Linked DNA regions of Homo sapiens: region 1 is linked to region 2. A link is a loop called in an ENCODE intact Hi-C map of the cell type or tissue named here. Cell type or tissue: heart right ventricle. All regions are shown on one strand.

Region 1 (8,000 bases), 320 kb after region 2:
CAAGTCAGTAATGAGGTCAATATTTATATGGTTCCATTGACCTTGTGCAGTTCTGAGTTTCAGGCCTAGAACTACAAATGTACTCACAGATGTATGGAATGGATATGCTTGAACTTATATGCAAATAAATTATCAATTTCTTTGTAAAGGTTTCCCTGGCTTCCCCAAGCAGAACCTCTCATCTCAGTCTCTATTTATTTTATTTATTGTTAACTTGTTTATTTTCTGTCTTTCTCTACCAGAATGTAAACTTGATGAAAGCAGAGACCGCATCCATTTTGTCCCTCACTACATTCTGTTACATTTTTAGGAGTATTTATAAGTCAGTTGTTAATACCCAACAGTTATTAAAAATTAAATTACATAAAAATTTTTAACTATAATTAAACAAATTATATTAAAAACAATGGAAATAAGTATTCAAAACTCATAACTTCTGAATGATTTGGCTACATTTTGTATTATTATGTTTTTGGGGCAACTTATATCTACTGTATCTATATGATAGAAACACTGTATAGAGTACTATGTCTATGTATCTCTTGCCAACTCCACATTTAGTGACCTCTGCTGTTTGAAATGGGCAGGTGAGAGAATTTTTTGGCACAGAAATCAGCAAATACTACAAATAGTGCCCTTCCCCTCCCCCATAGAGAGCTGGTTGTGAACATTTACCACCTGAAGGAATAATCTTTTACATTCTGTTCTGTTCATTTTTGAATGTTTAATTCATTGTCATAACAATTTTAGGGTTTTGTTTTTATAGAGTTTATTTCTTTAGCTCAACACAAAGCTTATCTTTTTAAAGCTTCACTTCAAAGCTTTTTTTTTTTTTTTGGAATGTGGCTTACATACTTGTCCCCTTTGAACTGTCCTTTGCATTTGATTGGCTTAACATAATTACAGTAATATATATTTACTCTATTCACAATCCATCTTTCCTCTTTATCATTTTAGTTTTTCTCTTCCAAATTTACACTATTACCAGCTAATGAATTATATAATTTGAGCCATGTGCCATGGCTCATGCCTGTAATCCCAGCACTTTAGGAGGCTGAGGTGGGAGGATAACTTGAGGCCAAGTATTTGAGACAAACCCGGGCAAAACAGACTCTAAAATATATATTTTTTAAGCCAGGAATGGTAGGGTGCACCTGTAGTCCTAGCTACCCAGGAGGCTGTGGCTGGAGGATCCCTTGAGCCTAGGAGTTTGAGGCTGCAATGAGTGATGATCATGCCACTGTACTCCAGCCTAGATGACAGAGTGAGACCCTGCCTCTAAAATAAGTAAATAAAATAATACATTCAGACAAGTTTTAAAGTAGCATATAGTATTCTTCCTTTGCCAATGGATTTTTCCTTTGCTCTGATTCAACTCTGTGTGCTTATATAACCCAGCCTTACGGAAAATCAGACACCTCTCTTCAGACCCTTGTTGAAATTAAAAAGGCTTGTCAATTATAGTTTGAAAGTAGAAAAAATAATGGAAGTTAGGAGGAGGGAGAGCCAAGGTAGAAGGTGGGTATATGACTGTGGCAAAGAACATGATAGAAGCTGAGGCCTCCAGAACAAGGAGTACCAAGGTAAAGTGTATAGAATTGAATGCTTCCTCTTTTGTAAGAAGTATTCCTTATTTGCTCTGCCCAGATCAGACAGGCTTTGATCCAGCTGCTCAGTCAAGGTACTGTCTCTTAAAATCACTTGATGGGGGCTCATCCACTTCATGACTTAAGGACAAATGGCACTCGTTGAAAATCATAAAATCAACATTATGAAAATAAATAGTATAAATTTTATAAACTACTAATTAAGCATAAATATTCATACCTATTACCCATTCAAAAATGGTATAGTTTTAACTATAGTGAAAACCATTAACACACTGATGATCAGAAATATCCACAGCATGATTATAAACCCTTGGCAGTTTGGAGTGTCTTTTCTTCTTTTGTCACCTTGATTTTTTTGTACATCTCCTGGCATTCCACATTTGCCAGAGCTCTGTGCTGGTCCGTAGCCTGCAGGCCACCTTATAAAACCAATACCTTTATATTTATTGCAGAGTTTGTAATCTTTCTGCCTGTGGTTGTTCCATGTGCTGTCATGATAATACAGAAAACACTCAAACTGTATCTCCCCTCTCTATCTCTGTTTCTAGTCTACATTGATAATTGAGCAGATTCTTTTGAATGTTTGAGATGGGGCTTTCCTTCAATTTTGAAAAAAATGCATATAATGCATTCTACAAAAATGTTGTTTACAAAGTGGTACTTCCTTACAAAAACCCTATTGTAGCTGTTGTAGCAAGTGATTTTTAGACTTGTAAGTAAAATGTCTGAACATAATTTTACTTGGATAAGTCTTTCTCTTATTCAGAAACCTGTCCTTCCATGGTCATTGCCCAATTATGGCTCTTATACACTCTCCTGTCTGCAAGAAGTGTGCTCTGAATCATTCATTCATTTTGCTGCCTTACTGAAAGCACTGAATTAGATGGCATATGTATTGAAGTGAGGGGTGGGACATTGGAACAAAGATTTTCACAGAAGCACACAGAGCCAGGGTTCTAGCTCTGACCAGGCCGCTATCAAGTTGCATGACCCTGGGGCCTTTCAAGGTCTTCAAGCTCTTCAATGTAAGACAAATGAGTTTGAACAAATGAACCATCAGGTTCCTTCAGCTCTAACCCCCTCTTCCCATGAATGTGGCAAAAGGAAGCAGAGTATCCTCACACTTGCCATGAATCGGAACACATTTGCTAATAGGTTCATTCATTCAATACACAAACGCCAAGCACCTAATATGTACCACACACTCTTCCAGGCACTGGCCATACAAAGGTGGAAAAAAGGACAAAAATTGCTGCCATGTGGAGCTTACATTCTATTATTAATAATAGCTGACATTTATTTTAGTGTTGTCTATGTGCCAGGCACTTTACATGGCTAACACACTTAATCCTCATAATACTCCATTTTACAAATGAGGAAACTGAGGCACATGAAGTAACTTGCCCAAAGTCTCATAGCTATAAGTGATAATGTGAAAATGTGAACCTCAGCAGCAGTGTGGCTGTAGAGCTAGCCAGCTGTCAATCATTCCTGCACACTACATTTCCAAGGTGAGCCTGGGTTGTATGTGCAAGTTGCTTATAAGGTAACCATTTATAAGCCAGCTCTATTGTACTATTCTGTGACCAAGAGTGGTACCAATGATGATAGTTTATCTGAAAATGTATTTCACAAAAGAAGCTTCACAAAATTTGTGAAATGTTAGTGAAGACTTGGAAAATGCTATGAAAGAGTTGGCAGGTAGTCCTGCATTCACGTACATGCTTTCATCTAATCTGCACAACGACCTTATGAAGTAGATATTTTAATTTTCTATTTATGTACATGGAAATGGCTCAGAGAGGTTAGGAAACCTGCCCAATCAAGAAAGCAGCAGAGTTGGCACTGAAGCTGGGTCTGTTTGGCTCTAGAGCCAAAGTTCTCCTCCTATACCATGCTACCTCTTCCTACAATGTGCAATGGTTGTTAGTAGTATTGTTATTCTTAGATATAAATGTTGTCTATAATTTCTTTTTGTCAATTTAGCCAACATTACTCACAATTTGAAATATCATTAAGAAACCTAGTTTAATAGTCAAGACTATGCCAGTAGAATAAATAGACATGACACAGGATGGAGTTGACCTCTCGAGCTCAGAGAATCTTCTGGCTCCTCTGAACAGCTGGCCAAGGAGTAATATTTGGCAGTAAAATACAACCACATGACCAATGTTTTTGGCCAGATGAAATGAGCCAGATGGAAGCCCATGAAGCAAAAGCCAGGAGGGGGCAGAAGCAGACAATATAAAATAACGGATTCATTTTCCTTTTTCTTCTTTTTAATATAAAAATACCTCTATTTTGATGCTTTTGCTTAGCATTTCTTTAAACCAACATCAATTAGGTTAGAGGACAGTTTAGATATTATTTAACAAGTTTATATTTTAACTGATTACTAAGCCCTATTCTATAACAAATTACGTGGTGTTCTGTCTTCAGAGAAAAATTCAGAGTTAAGTAGAGGAAGATAGTACATCTGTTAGAACAATACCTCTCATTATGGAATTTTTTTCCTTGTGTGCTGATAATAGGATCTGGTGAGGAAGCTGGAGGTGGGAGAGGGACCAGGAGTCCTGGTTCTAACACAGACTTCCAGAATTCACACCTGTGCAGGTTTCTTAAACTTGCTCTGCCTGGTTTCCTCATTTGTAAGATAAAGGTAATGCTAGATCCACCTCCCGAGGCTGTTTTGGAGGATGACATGCATGAGCTAATGCATGTATGGGATTGGGAATGGTTCCTGGTGCATAGTAAGTGTCCAATACAAACTAGCTCTACTGTTCTTACTTTGGACTTTCTAACCACATATATGTGTGGTCTCTAGTCCCTGAACCTTCAATTCTTCTTCTCTTATTTGATACTAATTACACTCATCTTTTTCACTTACCCTAAAGAATTAAGTGAGATGAGCTGTGGCACACTAAAAACAACAGCTGTCACATCTGTTACATCTGAAAAGCTTTGAAAACTAAAAAGTGCTATGCAACAGGAGGTATTCTTGGGGTATGCAGAAAGTTACATCCCAGTGTATTGATTCACTGGTGGCATTCACTTCCTTTCTAAGATGTGGGTTTGAGACAGCTTTTTCTAATGGGAATTGTGCAGTTTGGTTGGGCAATCACTGATGTGCTACCACTCAGGTTTTGGTAGTAGCAAAGAGTAGCTATGAGACCACACTCTCCTATGATCCCTGTTCATATCAGCTACTATACAATTTCCAGATCAAAGTTGTAGATTTGGTCTTTACTTCCTAATAATATAGGAGGTAATTTAGGGATATCTAGATCTTCTTGTTTGGGCAAATATTGCTTTATCTTTTCATAGCCCAGATACCATTTGTACTTTTGTTTGTTGATCTGACTGTCATTAATCCTTCCTTCTACTGTTCAGTCTATGTCATATCAAATAAATTTACTCATTAGACCTTCTACACGAGGTACAAGCATGCACATATGTATTTAATTAATCACCTGTTTGGCAGCTCTGCTAAAATGCTGGGAAGGAAAAGATGTTGAAACAATTGGCAAAAATGAGATTTGGAGATTTTCTGAGAATTTCTATCCCATGACCCCTATTACTATAAAGGGCAAGAAAACTAGAAGACACTTTCTGTTTCTGGCCTGTGGAATGCTATGGAATAATCTCTGCCCTACATTCAAATGTACCTTGAGTGACTTTCTCTTCTATTTACATAGTACCTACCCCAAACTTGTCACATAAAATGTTCCTTTTAACATCCTTGTGATTTGTTCTCTTTGGAAGACAGAATCATCTCAAGAAGAGTAATTTTCTATTTAAAGTTTCCTTGAACACTACTGTAGTTTTAAGCAATAATATATTTTAAATCACAAAATTCCCTAGTGTTCTCTTATTGGAGTTGTCAGGGTCCACAGGCTTGCTAAATCTTTGCTCCTTGATTCTTTCTTTACTTCCCAGATCGTTTTTCCCCATTTTTTTTTTTTTAGGTACTATGTTTAAACAACCAATATAAACTTCTCCACATTGTTTTCTTGAGCACATCATTCTCCTCTTTCTTCTCTATAATACTTGGGAGGGGCGTTGCTCTAAAGTAATTAGGTGAATCTTTAAACATGTGTGCCAGAACCTAGGCAGATAAATCAGCACCTTGCCCTCAAAATTAGTACTCATCTTTGTAAGTGGTGCCCTAATGCTAACACTGATCCCATTACTGAAAACATGGTTGGCAATCTCTTCTGGGCTCACAGAGAAAAAGTACCTTCCTTATTATGTAACCCTCTGCTTTCTCTCTTTTTCTCTTCCTCACTCCTCCTTCCACGGCCCTGCTCCCCTCCTCTCCCCTGCCTTTCCTTCCCTCTCCCTCTTCTTTTCTCTTTCAATCCTTCTTTCTGCCTCAATCAAACTTAATAAGCTATATATTAATCTTTTCTTATAAAAATGTATTTTACCCACATAAGATAAAAAATTGTCACAGCTGAAAAACTTTCACATCTATTTTGAGCATTGTAAAACTGTTTCAGATTGTATTTCTCAAGAGTCAACACTCATTAAATGTATATGATTTGCTATTACTTTAACAAATCAGACACTAATTGAATTTCATATCTTGTACACCTGGCTTTCCTTTAGCCTGAATATTACCAGGCAGCAAAAGCCATGCCAAGGAAAAATATTCCAGTTAAAGCTAAGTGTACCCCCAGTAGCATGCATTATTATCCATTCAATAGCCAAAGAAAAATGACACTACAATAGGCACATTTGAAGATTTTACAAGATAAAAAATATTGCTCATAAAAAAAATTATAAGGGAGAAATTCAATGAAGAAATGTTGTCCAATGTCCAGTTCTTTCAGTTGCTTCAATAATGGAATCAGATCCAAAGCCTCTTAAAGGTCAAGATAAGCTTAAGTTACTTTCACCGCGTAAGGATTTTGTATATTTTTTAAAAAATAAGAAATGCAAAAACAAGGCTGTGACATTATGAGATATTTTACATGTTTACATCAAATAGTTTAACACCTTTAATTCCAAGAATGCTATGCAATAAAACTATGCTCTTCAGAAGATAATTATAGCATTTAACTGTGCGTGCATGTGCCTGTGTGTGGTGTGTATATGTGTCTGTATATATATAGAGTGACTCATGGTGCATTTGAGGTATTATGGTATGATAAAAATTTTAAGTTATATGATATGTACCTTTTTTCATTATTGTCAGTACATTGTCGTGGCTGAATGCGTAATCTCCTTTGGATACATGAGGGACCTGCAGAAATGCAAGAGCCAGTGGCCAACTGCCTTCCTACCTCCCTAACCCTTCCACTCAATTCAACTTATGATAGATATGATCATATCAAGTTGGCTATGCCAATAAAACATTATCGGGTGATGCCAAATAAGAAAGGGTAACAGAATACTTTATCAAATAGGCATTACTGGCATTTTTGCTGTATGTAAGGAAACTTCTAACCTCAAAGAGTTTGCAGTGCAACTGGAAAGATAAACTAGAACCTCCAAACAGTGAAAGCAGCACATATAAAAAAATTAATTATTCTGTGGGAAATTGTATATTCAAATTAAGAGGAAGTAAAGGAAGGACTGAGCCTCTCAAGCTTCCGAAGGAAACTGACTCATGATGGATATTTGAGATGTCATTCTCACCTCTTAAACTTGTTACAAATGAAACTTGTTAAAATTACAGATGTGAGGTATTCAAATACATGAAAAAGTCATTCTTAGCTGCTAATGCTTATATTTTGGAAAGGGTCAGAACTTGACCAAAGGAACCTTGAAAAAATATATTTATCATATAGCTTTAAATTGTTACAATACCATAACACCTCAAAATAAAAATATCTTTGCCAAATTGAGAAGGCAAGGTTTATAATATATTTGCAAACTACACAGAAGAGCTTAAACTCTGCATTTCGTGAGATTTCTCAAATTCATTAGTCAATCAAGCTATTGCTTTTACTTTATTCAGCAGCTGGAGATTTATGATATTAAGGAGCTTGTTATCAGATCTAGTGATGAAGAGAGCCTAGAAGCCACCATATGTTGGAAATATGCACAGTAATGTTAGCAAATCATTGATGTTAAGTTCTAAATGTACAATTTAGCATACAATAAGCATGAGAATCACATTTAACAAAATGCAAAGCACATAGGAAGCATATAATTTAAAATTTTCAACTAAATTTTATAGCTGTAACAAACATAACAAATAAATCATTATTTTATTTTGAAATAAAAATAAATGGAGTTAATACCTATACCTTTAGCTGGCAAATTATATTTACCTCTTGCCAAAGTTTGCTTATGCATTGTTATACAAAATTTTTAAATTTGATTTCTCTGATTTTATAGTTCCCTAAAAATTCCAAGGACATTATCTTCTTTAGTGTCTAAAGC
Region 2 (8,000 bases):
ATTCAATGCAGTTCCTCTATTGATTCAATGCAATTCCTTTCAAAATTCCAATGTCTTTTTTTTTCACAGAAATAGAGAAAAAAATCTTAAAATTTATATGAACCAAAAAAAGACCTAATAGCCAAAGCAATCTTGAACAAAAAGAACAAAGCTGCAGGCATCATATTCCCTCATTTCAAAATATATTATAAAGCTACTGTAATCAAAACAGCATGTTATTGACATAAAAACAAACATCAACCAATGGAACAGGATAGAAAGCCCAGAAGTAAATCCAAGTATTTACAGTCAATTGATTTTTGACAAAGGGTCCAAGAACACACAATGGAGAGAGGACAGTCTCTTCAAATAGTGTTGGGAAAACTGGATGTCCACCTGCAGAAGAAAGAAACTGTACTCTTATCTCACACTCCATATAAAAATCAACTCAAAAGAGATATAAAGGCTTAAACATAAGACCTGAAACTGTAAAGCTACTAGAAGAAAATATAAGGGAAAATCTCCACAACAATGGTCTGGGCAATGATTTCTTGGATAGGACTCCAAAAGCACAGGCAACTAAAACAAAAATAGACAAATAGGACTACATTAAACTAAAAAGTACCTGCACAAGCAACCAAATAATAGAGTGAAAAGACAACCCATGGATCAGGAGAAAATATCTGCAAACCATACATCTGATAAGAGGCTAATATTCAAAATATATAAAAAATTCAAACAACCAAATAGTAAGAAAACAAATCGATTAAAATTAGACAAAGGATCTGAATAGACACACTTTCCTCAAAAAAGAAATATGAATGGCCAACAGAGATACAAAAAAAAAAAAAAAAAAAAAAAACAATGTTCCCCAGCCCTGCACAGTGGCTCATGCCTGTAATCCCAGTGCTTTGGGAGGCTGAGGCAGGAGATCACTTGAGGCCAGGAATTCTAGACAAGCCTGGGCAAAATAGCAAGACCCTCTCTATACGAAAAAATAAAAAGCCAGGTATGGTGGCACACACCTGTAGTCCTGGCTACTTGGGAGGCTGAGGCAGGATCATTGAGCCCGAGAATTTGAGGTTACAGTGAGACATGATCACGCCACTGCACTCCAGCCTGAACAAAAGAGCAAGACCCTGTCTCAAAAACAAACGAAAACTCAACAATATCTCTAATTCTCAGGGAAATGCAATTAAAACCACAATGAGCTATCACCTCATGCCTGTTAGAATGACTATTTTCCTTTTTTTTCTCTTCAACTTTTAAGTTCAGGGGTACATGTGCAGGATGTGCAGGATGTGCAGGTTTGTTACATAGGTAAACATGTGCCATGTTTGCTTCACGTATCATCCCATCACCTAGGCACTAAGCCCAGCATCCACTAGCCATTCTTCCTGATGCTCTCCCTGCACCCATCCCACCCGCCAACAGACCCCAGTATGTGTTGCTCTCCACCATGTACAATGGCTATGTTCAAACAGATGAATGATAACAAGTGTTGGCAAGGATGTGGAGAAAAGGGAGCCCTTCTACACTGTTGGTGGGAATGTAAATTAGAACCACCATTATTGAAAATAGTATGAAGGTTCCTCAAAAATCTAAAAATAGAACTACCATAAAATCCAACAATCCTACTTCTAGGTATACACCCAAAGGAACTGAAATTGGTACATCAAAAAGATATTTGCACTCCCATATTCATTTCAGCTTTATTTACAACAGCCAAGATATGGAAGCAATCTAAGTGTTCATCAAGTGTGCATAAAGAAAATGTGATATATATATATATATATATATATATATATTATATATATATATATATATATATAGATTATACAGGCCGGGCGCAGTGGCTCAGATCTGTAATCCCAGCACTTTGGGAGGCCGAGGCGGGCCGATCACAAGGTCAGGAGATCGAGACCATCCTGGCTAACATAGTAAAACCCCATCTCTACTTAAAAATACAAAAAATTAGTGGGGCGTGGTAGCGGGCGCCTGTAGTCCCAGCTACTCAGGAGGCTGAGGCAGGAGAATGGCATGAACCTGGGAGGCGGAGCTTGCAGTGAGCCGAGATCACACCACTGCACTCCAGCCTGGGCTACAAAGCGAGACTCCACCTCAAAAAAAAAAAAAAAAAAAAAAAAAAAAGATTACACAGCCTTATAAAAGAAAGAAATTCTGTCATTCACAACATCATGGAATGGAACTACAGGACATTATGCTAAGTGAGATAAGTCAGGCACAGAAAGACAAATATTGTCTTTAATAAATGATCTCACTTTATGGGGAATCTAGAAAAGTCGATCTCAGAAACAGAGAGTAGAAAGGTGGGTTACCAGAGGCTGTAGAGGAGGAGGGAGAGAGAAATGGAAGATGTCGATCAAACAGTACAAAATTTCAGTTAGATTGGAGGAATAAGTTTTAGTGATCTATTGCACTGCATGGAGACCCCAGTAATTAATAACGTATTATATGTTTTACAATTTCTAAAATAGATTTTTGACATTCTCATCACAAAAAGATAAATTGGTGAGGTAATATAGATATGTTAATTAGCTTTACTAAATCTTTCTATGATGTACACATTTTAAAAATCACATTATACCCAAGAAATAGATACAATTAATATTTGTCAATTAAGAATAATTGACAAATAAATTTTAAAGATTAATAAAAAATACATTAAGTTAAAACATTCAACATATAATAGCAGATATGAATGTACACAGAAATGACAAAATCCCAGCACTGTGGGAGGCCGAGGAGGGAGGATCACGAGGTCAAGAGATCGAGACCATCCTGGCCAACATGGTGAAACCCCATCTCTACTCAAAATACAAAAATTAGCTGGGCATGGTGGCATGCGCCTGTAGTCCAGCTACTCGGGAGGCTGAGGCAGGAGAATTGCTTGAACTTGGGAGGCGGAGGTTGCAGTGAGCTGAGATCGTATCACTGTACTCCAGCCTGGCGACAGAGCGAGACTCTGTCTCAAAAATGACAAAGTTTGAGCAACATTAATTTGGACTGTAAATTCTTAAAGAATAGAAAAGTCATGTTTTTCTTCTAAGAAATATTATGTTTTTACATTGCAAGAAATATGTGACACAGAGTTTTTCTTAATCTCTCTTTTTTAGTATATTCTAGACAGGCAAGCACATGCAATTTATTGAGCACCCAGTGTGTGCTAATGCACCAAACGGAGCTTTACATACATTATAGCTAATGGTCTCAATAACTTTTTCATTTTATTTTCCCCTTTCATTATCGCCACTTATAAATGAAAAAACTGAGCTCCAGAGCGGTAAGGCCTATTGCCCAAAATATTAGATAGGAAACAACAGAGCTGGAATTTGAAACCAAGTTTGCCTAATGAAAAACATTTATGTTCTTTTCACTGTACAAAGCTGCTGTAAGTATCACTGGTGCCTACTCCAGGCCAGGGAGTAAATATCATTCATCCTTATCACATACAAAGTATAACAAAACAAAAACAAGAAGCTCTGAATACTAAATAATAATAATAAATACTTTATAAAAGATAAACTATTCTCTAAGAGTAAAAGATAATAAACCTATTGTCATTGTAGTTGGTCACTGAACTTAACTAATTTCCTAATGGACGCAGCAGAATTGTTTGTTGTTTAAGCAAATATCAAGGCATACCCCCCAATCCCTGTTACAGGGAATAAAAAAAGTCTTCTTCAAATGCCTTTCAAAACTAATGTGAATATTAAAATAAAGTGCTACTGATCTCTCTACATTCTAGAAAGATCTCAGACTAACAGTGTCAATTAAACTATTACAACAAATAGCCATGTAAAAACTGCTCCCCTACTAGAGCTACGCTATCACAAAATTAACCCCAGCAATCTACAGTTCTAGAAAAAGAGTTGGTCCCTCCTGCTGAAAAAGAGAAAACCAAACCCTACATATTTTGTGAATCCACTGAAAATAATGACATAAACAGCACTGCACATCCATCATGTATTTATATCTTAAGTGATAGCTACAGTCTATGTAACTATCGCAGAAATCTTCTTAAACTGAACAAAAGCATTATCTATCATCCTTTCTCTCTAGAAAAATACCAGTTTGTTTAATCTACCCATAACATTAGAAAAAATACTTCTTTTATCATGGGCAATCCTTATGTTTCGGAATTTTTTTCGAAAACGTAGACAGTTCATAATGCTCTCAGACAGAAGTTACCACTACTACCCCAAATATTAAGTCAAAATGTAACTGAAAAAAAGAAATTTATCTAGTAATGATTAATTTATTGAATAATTAAAAATTAGGAGTTTTTGATAATTAAATGTTGGGAATAATTAAACTTTCACTAAATACTGGCACAGGAACTGAACGGATGACAACAGAGACAAGTTAAGATTTGTTTTAATCCTAAGTTTTATGCTAAGGTAACATCAAGGGCTCTACTTTTCAGTGAAAGAAAAATTTCCTTTAAAATTGTTTCCCTCTTCCATTATTACTTAAAAGCAAAGAAAGTATTTTTTCTAACAGTGATTATAGGATTCTCAATCTTTCATATTAACTTTAAGGTACTACATGTAAGCTACATAAATCTTTCCCAAATCTACCTTTATTGAGTAGATGAAAAAGCAGATATCGAACTCAAAACATCTAAATGTTGATTTTCTATAATTATAGAAGATATTTTCTTTTGAAATTTAAAGTTTGTATTTAGGCATATTAACACTTTTTTAATCTAAGATTTAATATGTTAATGTAGAAAACAACTGAGGCTGTTTTCTCTCTATAAAACTAACATGCCTTTTCCAATTAACTTAGTTTCCTTCTTAGCAAAAGTTTAACATTTATATCTGTTGAGTTACACTGTAGTTGCATAATGTGGAAATATCTTAAGATTTAGCCACTTCTATGAAGATCCTATATTTGTTATAACACCCCTCTTGCCCAGAAGAAAATACATCAACAAAAAGTCCTACTATATGTTCTGCATTGACTATTACAAAGCAGTAGGGGGAGCAGCCAGAGAAAGCTCTGAGACAAAGCACCCAGCAAAGCAATTTAATTTATAGGCAACAGAAACATGCTAGAGAGGTTTGCCAAAAGCCAAATACACAAAATAAATTCCATAAAGAAGTCATGACCACATTTGTAAAGCTGGCCTAAGTATATTTGGAATGAAGTATAGAAAAATCTGAAGTCTCTTAGAAAGGGTCTGGATTCTAACTTCAAGACAGACTTTCAGCTTGAAACACAGTCATTTCCAGCCATGCCAAACCTCAAACTGCCCCCAAAATTAGAGCAGAAACAAAATACATTTTTATAGTGATATGTCTTGGGAATAACTCAAAATGATTTCGTTTTCTCCTTTGAACCTCACTGAACTTACAGGGAAGGCCTGGTGAAATGTGCATTATTAGGTCACAAGAGGATAACGTTACAGGGTTCCATAGCATAATCCTTGAAAGCCCTGAGGCCCAGGCCGCTGTCCTGCTCTCCTCTCTACTGACTCCCATCCTCAATATACTTTCCATGAGAGAAAGGTAACCAAAAACATGGTGAAACTATTCTGCTTAAAAGGTGTTTTACTGAAAAGGCACATTGACCACTAACCCTTATTACATTTCACATGTTCTAAAAATTAGTAAGGTCTGCATTTTCAGTTTTAGAGTAAAACAGGAAAAGTACTTAGTTAGCTCTTCTGTCTGGCATTCTGTAACTGGAATTTAAGAAAAGCCTAAACTTCTAATTAGAACTTCAGAATGTTCATGTCTGTATTATACCACAAAAACTGTAAATATAATTTAAGCATTTTTATGATACAGAAATGTGCGCTATAGACAGTTATCTAAGAATTATAAAAATCCATCAAACTTGAAGTGTCTGGTATAAATTACAACCGAATGGTAAAAAGACATTTTAGCCACGTAGGCAACCAATGAAGTTTGACCTAAAACCCAAATAATAGCAATAACAACAGATACAGTGCCTACTATTGTCAGATACTATATTAGCTAGCTCTTTTGTATATATTCTTTGGAACTCTTACACTGACTTTTCAAGATAGTTATTATGGTGCCCATTGTATGCTAAGGAAACTGAAGCTAAAAAAAATTGAAGTCATTTCTCTAATGTAACTCCATTAGCAAGAAACAAAACCATAATTCAACTTCCAGGTTTGCCTGCCTCCAAAGCTTTGAGACCTCACTAAAATTACCCTCAATTGTAGCAATGAGGTTCCAAAGGAAATCTGTACAAATCTCAGGCAGATTAATGTGCTTATAAGGGTAAATGCCATAGATTTAATCACTCAAATTAAATGCCATCTGGAATCTCTTACCCTACTTGGTACAAGCATCCTACATGTGTTACAGCCAACCCTAGCCTTGGCCAAGAATTCAATAATTTTCCTGCTTCAATGCCATCAACAAGCAAGAAACATATATAATACCAATACAGGAAATACAGCTAGTTGCTCCTAGAGCATCATTTAAAAGCTGCTAATTGGCTAAGATGCCTTTTATTGAGAAGTCTAAGAAACAGAAATAATGTGTTAACCCAGTTTGTTAAATGGGTTTGAGGAATCAGTTTCCTCCTTCCTAATACCTAAATCCATCTCCATAATAAGTATTCTCTATCACCATTTAAAAATCCTGATCTCTTACTAGTGTTTTTATTGTGCTTTTCAATCTATTAGAGTAAATTTTTTAAAACCTCAAGAGAGAACACAGAAAACTGTCATAATTTTTCAAAGGCTAAAGGAGAATAAACTGAAAATATCAGTTTGAACACGTGTATGTAAAAAGAATGGATGGTAATAAAACTAACAACTGAAAAGCAATGTTTCTGACTCATTCATTCATACTCAAGAAATATCAAATAACTGAGTGGAGATGATGCAAGCTGTACACATTTCCAGTTCAGACTGAAGGTGTGGCAACACTCACAGGGGCCTTCCGATCAGCTGCTCCAACTCAGTTTACAGCTTTTGTGGATGTGGCTTATTCATGCCCTTGTTATGAAGAAGAAGGGTAACTTTACAACCTTTAGCAAGAGCTTTTTTTTCTTTCTGTGCTAACCCTTTTTTGTCTATAACAGTCATGTAAGCTTAGCACTGATTTAGAAATAAATAAGTTAAAGAAGACACGAATGGCTTGGACATTAAAAGTTTAAGCAACAGCTTAAGCTGAGCTAAGTTTAATGTTAAAAATTAGTGTGACAGCAATAATTTTTCAATTCAGCTCTGTCGTGGGCTAGGAAAAAATATCCTAATTTTTCAGCCACAAGACATAAACATTGCTAGAATGACTACATTTTGAAAAAATTATCTTCTCACTTTACCTAGATTTCATTTTAACCAAACAGACCAACCTCTCCTATTAAACCTGTAAATTAACTCAAAGTCTAATCTGGGGCCTTCATAATAAAGATTTTTTTTTTAAATCCCTGTCTTATCTGGTGCCTTTAAAAGAAAGGAATCATTTTAGGCAATTATTATGACCTAAAAAATTTTTAAATCTTAACGTATAGATTAATTCCTTGACAGCTGAAGTCATTTACAATACATTATTAAATTTCACATTCAGTTTTAAATCCAAACATAGATCTCAACATTAAGAATATGGATTTTAGGGAAAGTAACTAGCTGCTCAAATTCATTTAGCTGAAAAACTACTGTCGAATCACCTTGAAAATATACACTAATGCTTGCACATTGCTAAGTGGCTTTTGATTCTGCTCTTCATTTTCTTACACAGAATCAACCACACAATAGAATTAAGAACTCAGGCCCATGGCAAAGTGCTCCCATTTAGCAGTTAGGACACTGGACATATTCAGCATATGTCTACTGCTATTGAGAATCAAATTATGAAAACAAACTATATTTTATAAAACTAAGAATTTGTTACTCAGATGAGAATAAAGGTGCCTAATGCTACAGCAGGGGGTAAAAGTCCCAGTAAGAGAGCAATAATTGGTCATTCTGATGAGGAGCTGTGCCAAATTTAGAAATGAGGCACAAATGACAA

The links. Peaks named below come from ENCODE experiments on the same cell type or tissue, not always from the same donor. Only the 100,000 strongest peaks of a DNase experiment are listed, where the experiment ranks them.
Region 1: a loop joins it to region 2, with 2.8 times the contacts of the local background. A loop is called at or near these places in 18 of 110 quality-filtered maps.

The regions. Positions count from the first base shown.
Region 1 is chr5:59,347,802-59,355,801 of GRCh38, forward strand. The region is part of intron 1 of PDE4D (phosphodiesterase 4D); the gene reads right to left. Among named protein-coding and RNA genes, the nearest start is that of PDE4D-AS1, 310 kb to the left of the region's middle. In heart right ventricle, a CTCF peak has its summit at 3,842 (motif pointing right); a DNase peak (open chromatin) is centred at 3,782; H3K4me3 peaks cover 2,970 bases; H3K27ac peaks cover 1,764 bases.
Region 2 is chr5:59,029,606-59,037,605 of GRCh38, forward strand. All of the region lies in intron 6 of PDE4D (phosphodiesterase 4D), which reads right to left. Among named protein-coding and RNA genes, the nearest start is that of PDE4D-AS1, 6.2 kb to the right of the region's middle. In heart right ventricle, a CTCF peak has its summit at 4,989; no DNase peak of the experiment used is centred here; H3K4me3 peaks cover 132 bases; H3K27ac peaks cover 634 bases.